Regions from separate parts of the Homo sapiens genome. Here region 2 is linked to region 1. Evidence: chromatin contacts called from ENCODE Hi-C or POLR2A ChIA-PET data. All regions are on one chromosome and are shown on one strand. The core of a region is the stretch at or near the end of the contact, and the rest is flanking DNA. Distances in the headings are between cores, read along the strand shown. Region 1 overlaps UACA (uveal autoantigen with coiled-coil domains and ankyrin repeats). Region 2 has its middle 9.8 kb from the start of SALRNA3.

Region 1 (7,917 bases), core at 2,957-5,456:
TTTGCTTAAGTGATCCTCCCAACTTAGCCTCTGGTGTAGCTAGGACTACAAGGTGCTTGCCACCATACCTGGCTAGTTAAATTTTTTTTTTTTTTTTTGTAGAGACAGAGTCTTGCTATGTTGCTGAGGCTGGTCTCAAACTTCTGGGCAAGAGTATTGCAAACTTTGTAACTTTCTTTGGTTGGGGATTTCTAGATATCTTTTTTTTTCTGGCTTGGTGCAGATGAATAGAGAACAAAGCCATTTGGGATGAAAATTTACTATGTGCTTGGGGATGCCTACTATATAGAGAAAGAGTTTAATCTATAAAAAGGTCACACTCTTTGAGGCAATTATAAGTGTGCCTTGGTTTAAAATAGTTCAGTGCATACCTTCCAAGGAAGCCATGAAGCACACCTTTTAGCGAGTGATTGTTAGCTGTACTAGTTCATTCACCAGTTTTCCTTGAAAAGTAAAACTGTGTAGTACAGTTAAAAACACTCCATTTTCAGACACATTTTCAGTTAGATATTTGCTACAGAAAGCAAACCACATATGTACTAAAATTTGAAAAAAAATTAAAACTGAGATGTTTAAAGGACTATCATTATATATTTAGGTTCTGTGCTCTTAAAGTTTCTTCTCTGAAGGGTGTAACTTTTTCTGTGAGTATGGGTTAAATATATTTCTGAGTATTATTTTCTATCAGCCTTTATGAACACTAGATAGCCTGAGAAGAAATATGGAGCATAGTATTTGGAATATTATTTTACATTTCCATGACCATCTTTTATGTGAAGTAGGTTTAGAAAGAATTCTTTAATTGCAGTATTTGTTAATTTCAGTTTATTCAGTTGCTCAACAGATACTTAAGTGCCTACTCTATGTAGACAAATAGAGTGCTAAGCTCGAACATGTACTCCTTGCTCTTGAGAAATTTGTAGACAGAAAAGTGGGGGGAGACAGGATTAGAAAGCTAACACACTTAAAATATAAAGCTACAGCTCTATGTAATAAGTGTACGAAGTAGAGATATACCAGAATATATAACAGGGAGGGCCTGACAAAATCTGGGGAGTCAGAGGAAGTTTCTTTGAAAAAGTTCAAGGCCAGGCGTGGTGGCTCACGCCTGTAATCCCAGCACTTTGGGAGGCCGAGGCGGGTGGATCATGAGGTCAGGAGATCGAGACCATCCTGGCCAACATGATGAAACCCCGTCTCTACTAAAAATACAAAAAATTAGCCGGGTGTGGTGGCAGGCACCTGTAGTCCCAGCTACCCGGGAGGCTGAGGCAGGAGAATGGCGTGAACCTGGGAGGCGGAACTTGCAGTGAGCCGAGATCACGCCACTGGACTCCAGCCTGGGCGACAGAGCGAGACTCCGTCTCAAAAAAAAAAAAAAAAGGAAAAAGTTGAGATGAGATCTGAAAAATGAGTTAGGATTAAGAAGCACAAAGGGAGTAGCACTGTACCTTGGTACTCTGTGAGGGAACTTGGTAATTTTGAAGAACTTCGCTATGAAAAGAGATTGGAGGCTAGAGGGAGAGTACCCATTTCAAGATTATACTTTAGAGGTAAGGAGGGGTGAGACCATGGAGGATCTTAGACGTCATTAAGGACTTTGGTCTTAAGAACAGTAAGTCTATTATAAGAGTATCCCTGAGTAGCTGGGACTACCGATGTGTACCACCACGCCTGGCTAATTTTTTGTGAAGACAAAGTCTACTGTGTTGCCCAGGCTGGTCTCAAATGCCTGAGCTCCAGCGACCCTCCATTCTAGGCCTTCCAAAGTTTAGGATTACAGGCGTGAGCCGCTGCACCTGCTGTTTACTGTTTTTCTGTGTCAGTACTGTGGAGCATTTTCAGAGTACACATATATTAACCCTAACTCTAATAACAAATGAAGTGGTTTTTATTAGCATTATTTTTAAAATGAGGAAACTGACGCTCAGGGGGACTAAGTAACTTGATCAAGGTAAACTAGCAAACAAATGTAAAGTCAGGAACTCTGTCCAGGTTTTTCTGATGTCAAATCCCTGTTGGTTAATAGAAATTCACTCAAAAATTGTCCATTTTTTTCTTTCTGGACAAATTCTATATTCAGATAGGTTCTTAAAGATGTTTTTAGTAATGATAAGTTAGTGCTTCTGAGTGGTGCCACCTTAATTTTTTTCAAACTGAATTGAAGAAAAAAATAGCTTCTCTTAGTTGCCACCAGAGGGAGCCAGAAAGATTGAGATTTTAATGAGCTTTGAAATGCTCAGTCAGGAATATTCATCAGTAAGCAATTCCAGTGAACTCATATTAAGAATATTCCTTAAAGTGGAATATGTGTATAGTATGTTCTCATTTTGACTTAAAAGTTTAATGTATGTCTAGATATTGAAAAGAAGTTTGAAAAGACGTATAACAAAAAATAAAGTTACTGTTTTAATGGTGGTTTTGCAGGCCAGATCCCAGCACTTTGGGAGGCCAGGAGGATTGCTTGAGCTCAGTAGTTCAGGACCAGTCTGGGCCACATAGCAAGACCTCTTCTTTACTAAAAATAAAAAAATTAGCTCAGTGTGGTGGCACATGTCTGTAGTCCCAGCTACTCAGGAGGCTGAGGTGAGAGGCTCATTTGAGCCTAGGTGATCGAGGCCATGATGAGCTACTGTGGTGCCATAGCACTCCAGACTGGGCAACACAGTGAGATCCTGTCTCAAAAAAAAAAAAAAGTGATTTTGCTAGATTGTCTTTTCCCTCTTTCTTCCCTCTTGCCTTCCTTTCCTCTTTTTTTGAGTTTGTATTAGTATTATTTTTCTACTATATGTTATTGTATAATAAAAATGACATTTATAGTAAATATAAGGAGTTTGAAGGCCGTTAAGGGGTTTATAAAGTGTTTAAAATGCCCAAACTGCATCACCCATCATTTGAATGCATTATTAATTTGCCTGGGAAATATTTTTCATATCGAAAAGGCCATCCCTTATCTGAGTTTTCAGAATTCTGAATTAGTATAGTCTAAATTTAAGAGAACTTACTGAATAGAGATACAGAATGTTTTTAAATAGGATTCAGACTTAGAACTGAGTTCATGGAATCACCTTTCTTTTGCATCTAATGGGCAAATGGTATAAAATCAGGTAACCACTTTAATTGAATGTTTACCAGATAATCTGTACCCTTGTTTTTTGACAGCATGGTATAGAAAAAATTTAAAGTTTAGAATTAGATAATCTCAGGTTTGAGTTTTAACTATTCCTTGGTAACTGTGTAATGTTGGCAGGTGACTGAACTTACTCTAAGTTTCTTTTCTTTTTATGAAGATGGTAATAAAAGCCTGTGTTGATTATAGTTGAGGACTGTGCAAAGCGCTGGGTTAATAAAAGTTTATTAGGGTTGCAACTGTAATTTTTTTTTTTTTTTTAAGATGGAGTCTCGCTCTGTTGCCCAGGCTGGAGTGCAGTGGCGTGATCTCGGCTCACTGCAAGCTCTGCCTCCTGGGTTCACGCCATTCTCCTGCCTCAGCCTCCCGAGTAGCTGGAACTACAGGCTCCCGCCACCACACCCGGCTAATTTTTTTGTATTTTTCAGTAGAGACGGGGTTTCACCGTGTTAGCCAGGATGGTCTCGATCTCCTGACCTTGTGATCCGCCCACCTCGGCCTCCCAGAGTGCTGGGATTACAGGCGTGAGCCACCGCGCCCATCCGCAACTGTAGTTTTATATTTTGCCACCCATCACATCCAACAACCAAACTGAACTGATTTATCCTTTAAAGAATCTATATTTACCCACACCCATAGCCATTCTAGAAACAGAATGGGAATGGGTGTTCTTTACCTCACTAACTGTACTCATTTTGCCACCTAAGGCATCTCACACTATATTCAACTACCAGAATTATACTTGTATGTAACGCCATTCCTCCCCCTTTAACCTTTTGTTTCATTTGATTTCTGTATTAATCAACTTCACTGCAGAAACAATCTCCAAATCTTGGTGGTTTGTCAGCATTATGGCACATGTAGGCTTTGGGCTGACTGTGCAAGTGGCTGCACTCCACATTTTCATCCTAAGATCCAGAATGATGGAGCATCCTCTGTCTCTACCTGCCATTTTCATGGTAGTGAGCAGAATTCAGGGCTGGCTGTAACTTGTGATACTGTTAAATCTTCTGCTCAGGAGTGGAGTACTTCATGACTGCCAAAGCATGTCACATGGTCAGGTGCAGAGTCAGTGAGGTGCAGGGGCGCATATTCTTCAAAGACAGGGCTGGTAAATACCAAACAGTAATATAATCTACCACAGTTTGTCCTCTTGATCACAAATATTGACTTACTTTGCTTCGGCATACAAAATATATTTATCTCTTCCTCAAGGAAAATACTCTAAGAATTTCCTTCAATAACATTAGTCTTGAAGTCTAAACCTCTTTAGGATTTCTACGTCTTTTATCTATGTAGATTTTCTTGATCCAGAGATCAATGAACTAAAATACCAGTTCTGCCATCCATCTCTCCCAGTAGTGGAACAGAGACAGGATATCCACAATAAACATTCCTGTTAAGAAAGGGGAAGAATGGGTGGGGCATGGTGGCTCATGCCTGTAGTAGCACTTTGGGAGGCTGAGGTGGGAAGATCACTTGAGCCCAGGAGTTTGAGGCTGCAGTTAGTCATGATCATACAACTGCACTCCAGCTTGGGCAACAAAGCAAGACACTGTGTATTAGTCCATTCACACATTGCTATAAAGAAATACCAGAGAATGGGTAATTTATAAAGAAAAGAGGTTTAATTGGCTCACTGTTCTGCAGGCTGGACAGGAAACATAGTGGCATTTGCTTCTGGAGAGGCCTCAGTAAACTACAATCAGGGCAGAAGGTGAAGGGGAAGCAGGCATATCTTACATGGCTGGAGCAGGAGGAAGAGAAAGAGGGGAGGTGCTGCATGCTTTAAACAACCAGATCTCATGAGAACAGCACCAAAGGGAGAAATCTGCCTCCATGATCCAGTCACCTCTCACCAGGCTGACCTCCAACATTGGGGATTACAATTCAACATGAGATTTGGGTGGGGACGCTGATCCAAACCATATCACCCTGTATCTCAAACAATTTATAAATAAATAAGGGGGAAGAAAGGAAGCACATAACAATTGTGGGTCCTTAGCAATGAAAATCTTACTGGATAAATGTAGGAAGGGTAACTTTTCTTGGCCCTAGGGGATTTTCCTCGATTATTCACCCAGTTTGTTGTTTTCCATGATTCTTGGGTGGGTACTCTGTAAGGTGTTTCCTTTAATATATCATTCTTGTCTACTTTTGAATGGAGTATTGGAGGATATGCTCTTCTTGGTCAGGGAGTGTTATAAGGGTTGAACACCTTTCTCAACCCACTTCTTGCCTATAGAAAATCGAGGGCCCAAAGGTAATCTAGAAGAATAATGTTTCCTTAATTCAAACAGAATGATGTTTTGGTGGTTGTATTTTTTCTTTTTATCTATTTGATTTCAGTCAGAGCCATGTGCCAGTAGCTACATCCTCAACTCGTTGAGATGTGCATTTTATTTTGGTTTTCAGTACAGGTATCTTGAGCTTATTGAGCTTCCGTGGGTCCACATTCTTAGTCTGCCTGTCGGGGGAATCCCCCACCAAGCCATTTTGTTCCACTGAGTGGATTTACTGGGGGCAGCATTAATTCAAAGGTCTTAGACACTATGATGGCTACACTTATGATTTGGTCTTTGCCCTGGGTTTATGTCATAATTGGCCTTTGTAAACCCTTTTTACTTGTTGGAAATGGGAAATAGTTGGGAGTTTCTACCTTGCAAGTCCAGGAATTTCAGGTTCTCTCTTTTTTTATCCTTACTTGCACATAGGCCCCTTTTCTGAGCCTCTTCTCTTCTCTTCTCTTCTGTTCTCTTCTCTTCTCCTTCTCCTTCTCTTCATCTTCTCTTTCTCTTTCTTCCTTCCTCCCTCTTTCCTTCCTCCCTTCTTTCTACCCTTCCTTCCTCCCTTCCTTCCTCCTTCCTATGACTGGGGGATTCCTTTTTCCTTTAATGAGCTAATCTAATGGTACTTTATTAAATCTACTTAATGACAACTAAAGTTCAGCTTTTATAATCTTTTTGCCAAGTTATTCAATTTTTTATGTGACAGTTTTATTTACCACCACTTTATGTGGGTTGCTATTTTTCCATTCTCCAGTAACAGTTTTCTTGCTTTCTGCCACCTGGTTTCAAAGCCTATATCACATATTTTAAAATTATTTTTGGTGGTAGCTGTTGTTAAGGTAGCACCCCACTTTTGGTACCAAATTTTGCAGTGTTCAGCCATGTTATAGTAATTACCTCCAAATTTAAGTGGCTTCTCAAGATAACAAACTTATATTTCCCACTAACTTTATATTATAGACCGTGATTCAACTTCAGTTCTGCCCTGACCTGTGGCTCTGCTCCAGACTTTTTCTCATTTGGGAACCAAGGCTGAAGGAACAGGCCTCGTAAGATATGTGCCAGTCTCTTCACAAAGTACTACAGCAAGAAGGCTGGCTGTAACTCAGATTGCTGCTTAAAGCTTTTGGTAACATGCATTGTACCTCACTTCTATTCACATTCTATTGGCCAAACATATCACATGGCTGATCCCCAAAGCAATAACCTAGGGATGTCAACTCCTAACACACACACACACACACACACACACACACACACACACACACACACACATTCTCTCTCTCTCTCCCTCTCCCTCTCTCCCTTCCTCTCTCCCTCTCTCCCCCTCCTCCCCCTCCCTCCCCCCCGTTCCTCTGTCTCTCTCTCTCACCTTGTAAGGAAGCAGGAGAATAAATAATTTCAAATAGTAATACAATATATCATAACTTTCTGTTGATGTACCAAAAAATCAGAGTATATCCCTTTTTAAATGTAAGGATATACTAACCTAGTATGTAAATCAGGGTTATCCAGAGAAATAAAACTAATAGGATATATATGTGTGTGTGTGTGTGTGTGTGTGTGTGTGTATAAAGAAATTTATTTTAAGGAATTGGCTGATGTGATTATGGTACTGGCAAATCTGAAATTTGTAGAGCAGGCAGGGAAGTCAGGCAGGATTTTCATGTTACAGTCTTGAGGTAGAATTGCTTCTTCTCTGGGAATCCTGTTTTTGCCCTTAAGCCCTTTAAGGGATTGAGGCCTATCTACATTATAGAGGGTAATCTCAACTGATTATAGATGTTAATCACATCTACAAAATACCTTCACAGTTACATCTGTGCTTGTATCTGTCCAAACAGCTGGGCACCATAGCAGAACCAAACTGACACAAAATTTAACCATCACATATACATTGTGCAATTTTGCAGATAGTAAAATATGAGTATGGAGAGTACTTTCTGGTAGGTCTTATGAGAAGGCAGCATGCAGATTAGCTTGATCAGAGCCAATAAACTAGGTGTCTTCTTGCCAAAGTTCAGTGAGTACCTGAAACAAGGGTTGGCAAACTGTGGCCTACTGCCCATTTTTATAAATAAAGCTTTAGTGGAAAACAGCCATGCTTATTCATTACATATTGCCTATGGCTGTTTTAGTTTACAGTGGCAGAGTTGAATAGTTAAAACAGAAACCACATGGCCTGCAAAGTCTAAAATACTTACTATGTAATCTTTTACTGAAAAAGTTTGCCAAACTCTAAAGGTTACACATAGAGAAGGCTCTTATGGTTCTTGCTCTGTTATGGTCCATGCCTAGTTTAGTGTTTCCATTCAAGTGTGAATGTATACTGATTAGACATTACAGTAGTAGCAGTGTTTCATTGTTTGTTTGTTTTTTAGACAGAGTTTTGCTCTTGTTGCTCAGGTTGGAGTGCAATAGTGTGATCTCGGCTCACCGCAACCTCCGCCTCCTGGGTTCAAGCAATTCGCCTGCCTCAGCCTCCCGAGTAGCTGGGAT
Region 2 (7,917 bases), core at 2,821-5,320, 120 kb after region 1:
TGCCAGGGGAAATCTACCAATTGCCCAAAGAGATGAAACTGGAGGAGGCACAATCTGGCCTCCAAGCCCTTAAGAGCCTGATTATTGTTATTATTTTTTTTTCCTGAGATGGAGGCTTGCTCTGTCACCCAGGCTCAAGTGCAGAGGCACCTTCTCGGCTCACTGCAACCTCCACCTCCCGGGTTCAAGCAATCCTCCTGCCTCAGCCTCTCGAGTAGTTAAGATTACAGGTGTGTGCCACCACGCCTGGCTAATTTTTGTATTTTTAGTAGAGATGGGGTTTCACCACATTGGCAAGGCTGGTCTTGAACTCCTGACCTCAAGTGATCCACCTGCCTTGGCCTCTCAAAGTGCTGGGATTACAGGCATGAGCCACCATGCCAGACTAACATTTTAATTTTTTTTTTTTTTTGAGACAGAGTCTCGCAGTCTCACTCTGTCACCCAGGCTGGAGTGCAGTGGCACGATCTCGGCTCACTGCAACCTCCGCTTTCCAGGTTCAAGCGATTCTCCTGCCTAAGGCTCCTGAGTAGCTGGGATTACTGGCAAACACCACCACGCCTGGCTAATTTTTGTACTTTTAGTAGAGACGGGGTTTCACCATGTTGATCAGGCTGGTCTCGAACTCCTGACCTTGTGATCTGCCCGCCTTGGCCTCCCAAAGTGCTGGGATTACAGGCGTGAGCCACCACACTGGACCAACATTCTAAATTTTAATGTTCCAAATTGAGACTATAAATTTTTACAGCCAGTTCTATCTATATATATTCTATTTATTATTTGTTTATCTATTTATCTAATTACTCAACAAATACTTACTGACCACCTACTATCTACCAAGTCATGAGAAAAGCCCAAGACAAGTTTTTCTGGGCTTTTCTTTTTTGTGTAGGCCCCACAGCCTAACAGTGGAGTCACCTCATAGAGGGTGTTAAAAATGTAGACCCCAGGTGCCTTTTCCAGGAATTCAGATTCAGTAGCTACTATTCATTAAGCATTTACTAGACCAGGTATGTAATCTCATTTAATCTTTACAACATTCATTCCAGGAGGAATTCTTCACATTTTACAGAAGAGGTGCAGAAAAGTTGAATAATTTTCCCCAAGTTTCACAGCTTAATAGCACTGGGATTTGAACCCAGATTTATCTGAATCCAAAGCTGGAGCTCTTTTCATCATGCTGCCCTTTCCTTAATCCAAAACTCGACCCCTGTCCTGATGCCAGCCCACACACTGGCAATACACCAGGTCAGTTAGGCTGGTGATGGTTTTCTTTCCTGTGGACTTGGTTTGGGTCTCCCTTGGATATTTGTTCTTACGTCATCCTCTGGCCGAAAGCATTTGTTTCCAAAGACCAGTGTCTGCAGGAGGAGGTCTAAATTCCTTGGTTTGACATCCAAGGCTCTTTACAATTTGGCTTCCTCTTATTTCTTCTTCCTTCTCCCTCTCAGCTCCCTACGCAAGCCCTCAGCCCAGCTGGTCTGTGCTCTATCTTTTGAATGCCAAGAGGTTGTTACCATGGAGAAGTTTCTTTCTTTTTTTTAACGACCTGCCCTTCCACTCACTCTGGATCCTATTTCCTTGCGGTTAAAGACTTTTCTCCTTTGATATCCCCTTTTCCTTGCATTATTTATCTCCCTCTCTTTCTGCAGCATCCCTTCAGCAGGTGAAATGCTCCAAAGTCTCCCATATTGAAAAAACTCTTCCTTGAGCCCACATTTTCCTCTAGCTGTTGCATCATTTTCTATTCTGCATCTCAGCAACCCTTCTCAGAAGAGTTTTCTCCAGTGGTTGTCTCATCTTGCTCACTTCCCATTCACTCTCCAGCCTCCTACGGAAATCCTGCACATCAGGGTTACCAATAACTTTCATGCTGACAAATCCAAGATGCTTTCCTATGCTCCTCTTAAAGTCTCTGCAGTGTTTGACAGAGTGGCTACTCCTTTATGAAATGCTTTCTTCCCTTTACTTCTGATTCATTTGGGGATTAATTGCAGACAACAGAATCCACCCTAGCTAACTCAGGCTGAAAGGGATTTCAAAGAGGAAGTCTAGCTTTTATAAAAGGATTAGAAGTTTGGGAGGTCGAGGTGGATGAATCACCTGAGGTCAGGAGTTCGAGACCAGCTTGGCCAACATGGTGAAACCCTGTCTCTACTAAAAAAATACAAAAATTAGCCAGGCATGGTAACAGGTGCCTGTAGTCCCAGCTACTTGGGAGGCTGAGGCAGGAGTATCACTTGAACCTGGGAGTTTCAGTGAGCTGAGATCGTGCCACTGCACTCCAGCCTGGGCAACAGAGTGAGACCCTGTCTCAAAAAAAAAAAAAAAAAAAAAAAAAAAAAGATTGGAAGGAATTGGAGGTACATCGGATGGCTGTCACTCTCCACATATGACCCAGCATAAATGCCTGCTAGAATAACACAGAGGAACTGGCCCACCTCAGGCGCTACTGCCTCTGCTGTGCTTGGGATGCCTCACTACAACTTCTGGCTCCAGGTCCATGCTGCCCTGCTGCAGACCCTGCCAACTCAGCCAAGGCTCCACCCCAGCCTCTCTGAGGCTCCACTCACAGAGCCAGAGACTCTCTGGGACCCTCTGCTGAAAAACCAAATGCCCCCATGGCTGTGCTTGCCAGGAGGTGCAGTAGACCCATGCATGTCCCAGCCTCCAAATCTGCACCTGCTGGGAGAAAGCTAGGTCTGGTGCACATCTGAGCTAGAGAAGTGTCACATAGAGATATTCTTTAGCTTCCTGGCTTCTAGTGGGCAGTGAGGCACATGGCAAGGAGGTGGGAATGGAAAGGAGCGAGGCACAGATTCGCCAGCACCACATTCTTTCAATTTTCACCCTTTCTCAGAGTCCAGTTCTTCTCAGTCGCCCCGCGCAACTGATCTCTAAATATCAAAGGGCCTCAGAGCTTGATGCTCACCAGAGGGCTTGGGTGGTTGATCTGGAGCTGAGTGTGCTGTGTTCCAGATAGCGGCTCAAGATCCAGGCTTTGGGAAGTGGGGCAGCCACCAGCCAGGCCACCTGTGCCCACCTGAATGAGCTATATCCAAGGGCAATGGGAGAAATGTCCCTATTTCTGGCCACCATAGTAAACATCAGCCCTTTTTCACGCTGATGGACAGCCCACAAGTCTGATTTAACCTGAAGCGCTGTCCACTCTAAATGACCAGGCAGAAGCACTTGGCATGGCATCTGGATTTCATTTTGAGGTTGGGTTCAGAAGCTCAAATATAGGTCACCCTGAGATTATAAAATCAGATTGAAGGTTTCCTGCAGGCAGGGCTGGAGGCTGCCTTCTCAAGTCCCTATATCTAAGCAGCCACCAAGGGCTAAGGAAGATCAGAGAGAAGCCTTCAAATCTAGCCTGCAGTCTGCACCCACCCTTCCAGTCTTTCTTTAGGATCTGGACACCTCCCTGGGGAGCCTGCCAGTCCCTAGGGCATCAGGATGTTCAGCTCTCTGGGAGGTCAGAAAAACATCCCAACAGCTTGTCTCTCTGCTGAGAAACACACTGTCAGCCAAAGGCTGGACAAAACTCTGGGGCTGATCATTGCAAACATCAGAGTGCCCATTTACAGGCCAGCGAGTTCTTTATGGGCTTGGTTGAGCTCTCTGGAAAGCCCTGGAATGAATATCCACCAAGGGGCTCCTCTCTTGCTGTCTTTCTGTGGTCCCCAGTTCACCTCCTCCCTCTTGCGCTCCGCCTTTTCTTCTTTGGCCTTTGACTGCGATTTTCTTTGAAGAAAGAAATTACTTTGCCCCAGGAAACTCATTTATAGTGAAATAAGTGAAAGGTCTGGGCATCCGGCCCCATGTGGGGCTCGTTTTTGGGTTATTGCTTTAGCATGCCTTCATCTGGCTTGGCCAAGCTTGGAACCTCTCCCTGCCAGCATCACACCTGGCTTCAGCTGGAAGGGAAAGGACTTCAGCTTTTCATCTTCTGGGCCTCTTTGTTATTATTGGAGCCAAGGTTTGGCCTGGGATCAGACAGGGGGAGGGGACAGACAGTGGGCTGGGAACCAGAGCTGGAAACTGTCCCAGAGGCCTGGGAAGAAAAAGGGCTTCCTGTAGCTTTGGAGCGGCTGCTCCTCTTGAGTCAGGCCTGCAGCTCCCAGGCTGGTGGGGCTGAACTGCAGCCGGGCAGACCCCGAAAAGGATGACCCCCCTGGCCTAAGGGTTGTTGCTGATTTTAGATCCATAAGAAAAGGCCTTCTTAAGCCCCTTGTGATAAGAGATTTTAAGTGATTCCGCTTAAGTAAGAGATGCATAAAGATGTGAAAAAGCAAAAGGGTTAAGCTTTTAAAGCCATACGCTAAATTTCCTGAGTAGGGAGATTGCTTTGGGGGATGGTTTATAGGTTAACCGTTAATATTTTCTTAAAAGCTGGCTTATTTCTATCCCTTATTATTATTTTTTTAATGTAGCTTTGAGAAAAACCAAATTACCCTTTAGCATGCCTAAGAGGATTTTGTCTGTCGTACGTTTCAGGATCTTTATGGTGTGCATATCTACTGAAAACCATTTCCCATAAAAATACCAAGGGAGGGCATTGCGATGGGATTTTAAGCTTATTTAAAGTTAATTGCAGATTCATTTCACTGCACATTCATTGAGGGGTTTTCTTTCTTCATTATTAACATGAAGAAATGGCGGGGGCTCTGCCAAAAGTCTGAGAGGAGAGCGTGGCTGCTCTGAGAGTTTCCTGCGGGCAGCAGACGTCTGCCTAAGGACTGCCTTCTTGGGCTGCCAAGGTACTGGCTTATCCTTGGTTAGACGGGACTGAGGCACAGAATTGACAGCATGACTCGCTGGGGCATCCGTGGCTTCCGGCTCTCCCCGAACCTCCCTGCCTGCCTGGCTGGCAAACAGCACCACAATGAGGACACAAACAGCACGTTCAGGGTTGCTGAAGAATTAAAAGGCGGCTGAAAGCACAGACTGAAAGGGAGAAACGAGGTGTGCTAAAGTCTCCTGGGGGGAAACGGACTGTACAGCGGAGGCTCCACAGCAAACGTCCCATAGGGCCCCTCTGCTCTGCTTGTGTGTACTCAAGAACTTAGCGGGGTATCCACTAGCAGGAACAATTTGTTCATTCGTGTTAGGTAAGTTGAGACACTCTGAAGGTCTTTGCAAGGAGGCAATTATAACTACGGTTAGTTTCTTTGAACTTCTTGATTTGCTCACCCCATCTTCTATTGAGAGATGCTGAGATCTCAAAGATGCGTTCACTGGGGTTTGGCCTAGGTAAGTCTGTAGGTTCTGGGCATGAAAGAGGCCTTGGTGAGCCTCTGATCTACCTGTTTATTTTACACTGAGGAACCCAGAAGGGGTGAGGAACTTTCCCAGCATCATGCAGCTGGCTGGGGGAAAACCAGGAGGTGGGCCCCCAGCACCTGATTCCTAGTCAGGTGTGAGCCATTCCACGCTGATGCCAAGGGAAAACAAACTCTTAGATTGGAGAGCAGAGGACCGAGCCTGCCTGGAGCCAGGGACTACTGGGCAAGGCTGAGGAGAAGGCATGGCTCCTTCCTGTAGGAAACTTTGGGTGTGAGGGTGGTGCCCTCATTTGGCAAACTAAGATGACTGTTGGCCCAGTATTTCTTTAACTTTCTGGCTTTTCTGTGAATGGTTTATGGACCAGTTTTCTTACTGCAAAGCTACAAAGCAAATATATATATATATATATATATATATATATATATATATATATACACATTTATATAAAATATAAATAAAATATTATATATAACTCTCTCTCTCTCTCTTTCTATATATATATATATATATATATATATATCTCACTGGCCAAGCTGATTATGCGGCCTTTTCTCATGAGCATCTCATTGAGTTCTCACAATTCTATGAGGACAGTACTATTATGACCCCATTTTGCAGGGAGACCGTGGGCATGATGTGAGAGAGTCCACTCCTGCTACCACCCCACAGTTCCTGCCTTGCACAAGCCCTCAGTCCTACCTGGACAGCCCCAGTGGCATTTTGGCTTCCCTGGTATCAGTGTCAGCTCAGACCCCCCTGTCCAGAATTCCTCTAAAAGTCTGATTGTTCTCCTTTTCCAGTGCAGTTATCAAGTAACTGGCTGCAGGACTCTTTGGGAAGGGATCAGGAAATGATTTATCACATATACTTGTGATGGCATTACAGGGTCCTTCCTCGAGGGGATCTGGCCTCCCCTTCAAGTGGTGGGTCCCGTGTCTGTAAACTGACTTAGATCTGGAAGCTGTGTACAGAGCCATTGTACTCTACTGGGGCAGCTGATGGCAGCTTCTGCTTGCCAGCTCTCTATGGTTTTTGTTGTAGTTGTTGTTATATAAGTCAGATAGCACTCTTGTGCCCCTCAGAAGAACAGCACGATCAGTTGGCAATCACCAAGATTGCCGCAGGTCGGGGCGGCCTGATTGCCACTCCAGCCTTGCTGCCTGTTACAGTCATTCTGTTCACTTCCTGCTGCTGAGTAAATGCTCTCCTCAGCATCAGCCTGTCTGGAATCCTATCGCCCCCACCTAGGATTCTGGGCCCCCCAGGTCCACGGCAGCATCTGCGACCCTCAACCCTGTCCTGTCCCAGAAAAAACAGCCACCACCACTGAACTCCTAAAGGGTGCTGGCGGCCCCCTGTCCTGTGCCATTGTTATTGCCTTACAGGGGGCATGGGCTCTGGTTGCTTAGAGGAAACAAAGTGAGCTCTGTGCTTTCACATAACAAGTCCATTCTGCCATTCCCACCCTCCTGAGAATGCTATTCCTTTCTCAGTGTTACGCCAAACATCCCAGCATCTCCACCTCCTAGACCACAGAGTTTTTTTTTTCTAGTATGCTATTTATGTAATTTAAAAACACACACGTATAAAGCTCATTTTACCAGGTTGCATGCATGCAAATTTGAAGACTTATAGCAAAACTACTAGAGTGCTGGCCCAAAACAAGGGCTGAGGAGCAGAAAAGGTGCTAGTATCAGGGTTATGGGGCAAAAAGAAAAAAAAGAATGTGAAGAGAAATACCAGATAGAGCGGCCTTGCATGGGCCCATGAGCGTGTGCTGTGTACTAAGGAATAGTGAACAACTTACATCTGACAACCTTTTGAAAACTATAAGTCCAAACAAGACTCCAGGCCAACCCACAGCTGACTGGGCTCCACGAGACATGTCTCTGATTGTCGGGTGGGTTTGGAGGGCTGATTAGCACTCAAGGAGGTGGCAGTGGGTCCTTTGGGGTATTTGGGAGGAACAGGGGCAGCAGAGGTCCGTCTGGCTGAGGGTCTTCAATGGGAGAAGGGGACAGAGGGTGGAGCTCTGAGCTATAGTGGGGCAAGGGTGCTCAAATACTGAACCTGGAGGTCTATTCTGAGGGAGGGGCTTTGTACCCCTTCAAGCAGGGAGGTCCTCTGGATGGCCCAGCCCTGCAGCCCTAGAGGCCGAGTTGGCTAGAGTCTGGCATCCCACCTGGGGACAGTGGCTGGAGGTGGCCCTGTCCAGAGGGGCAGGGGCTGAGGAGTAGGGAAGTGGGGTCTCATGGGGAAAGGAAATAGGCTGAGGGCCAAGGCAGCTGGGTGCTGACTTCCCACGCAGGGGTCCTTCCTTGATTCCAGGCCTGAAGAAGCCATCAGTAGTATCTTAGGATTGGCTCCAGAGTCCTTGTCAAGACACTGAGCCCTGAGTTATGACGTGCTCCCTCATCAGTCAATATAAAAGACATTCAGCCTTATCTTTAGCCAACCACACTGAGCCTAAACTCCCAAGATCCGCCCTCACATGTGTTCCCATGTGAGGCTGTGTTTCTCTGCTTGGACTGTGTGGTATCCTGACCCTGGTTATTGGCCTAAGGCAGCAATTGATGGTGGGGGAAGATCTTGAGGTCAAGCATCATTTGGCAAGGAACCTGAGTCAGG

The links. Hi-C counts contacts between places; a loop is a spot of excess contacts on that map. ChIA-PET counts read pairs that join two places held with the same protein, here RNA polymerase II (POLR2A). Pooled maps may share reads with other maps.
Region 2: a loop to region 1 is called in a pooled map, with 4 times the contacts of the local background. The contact joins two enhancer-like sites. A Hi-C loop is called at or near these places in 4 of 50 pooled maps. POLR2A ChIA-PET finds 5 or more read pairs at or near these places in 2 of 52 experiments (BJ and activated T-cell).

What each region holds. Positions count from the first base shown.
Region 1 is chr15:70,717,101-70,725,017 of GRCh38, reverse strand. All of the region lies in intron 1 of UACA (uveal autoantigen with coiled-coil domains and ankyrin repeats), which reads left to right. Among named protein-coding and RNA genes, the nearest start is that of UACA, 42 kb to the left of the region's middle. RefSeq lists an enhancer at 5,873-6,374. Within about 2 kb of position 4,206, at least 2 of the 41 ENCODE cell types and tissues checked have a DNase peak (open chromatin) inside an H3K27ac peak, as active enhancers do.
Region 2 is chr15:70,601,809-70,609,725 of GRCh38, reverse strand. No RefSeq gene overlaps it. Among named protein-coding and RNA genes, the nearest start is that of SALRNA3, 9.8 kb to the left of the region's middle. RefSeq lists an enhancer at 6,537-7,037. Within about 2 kb of position 4,070, at least 12 of the 41 ENCODE cell types and tissues checked have a DNase peak (open chromatin) inside an H3K27ac peak, as active enhancers do.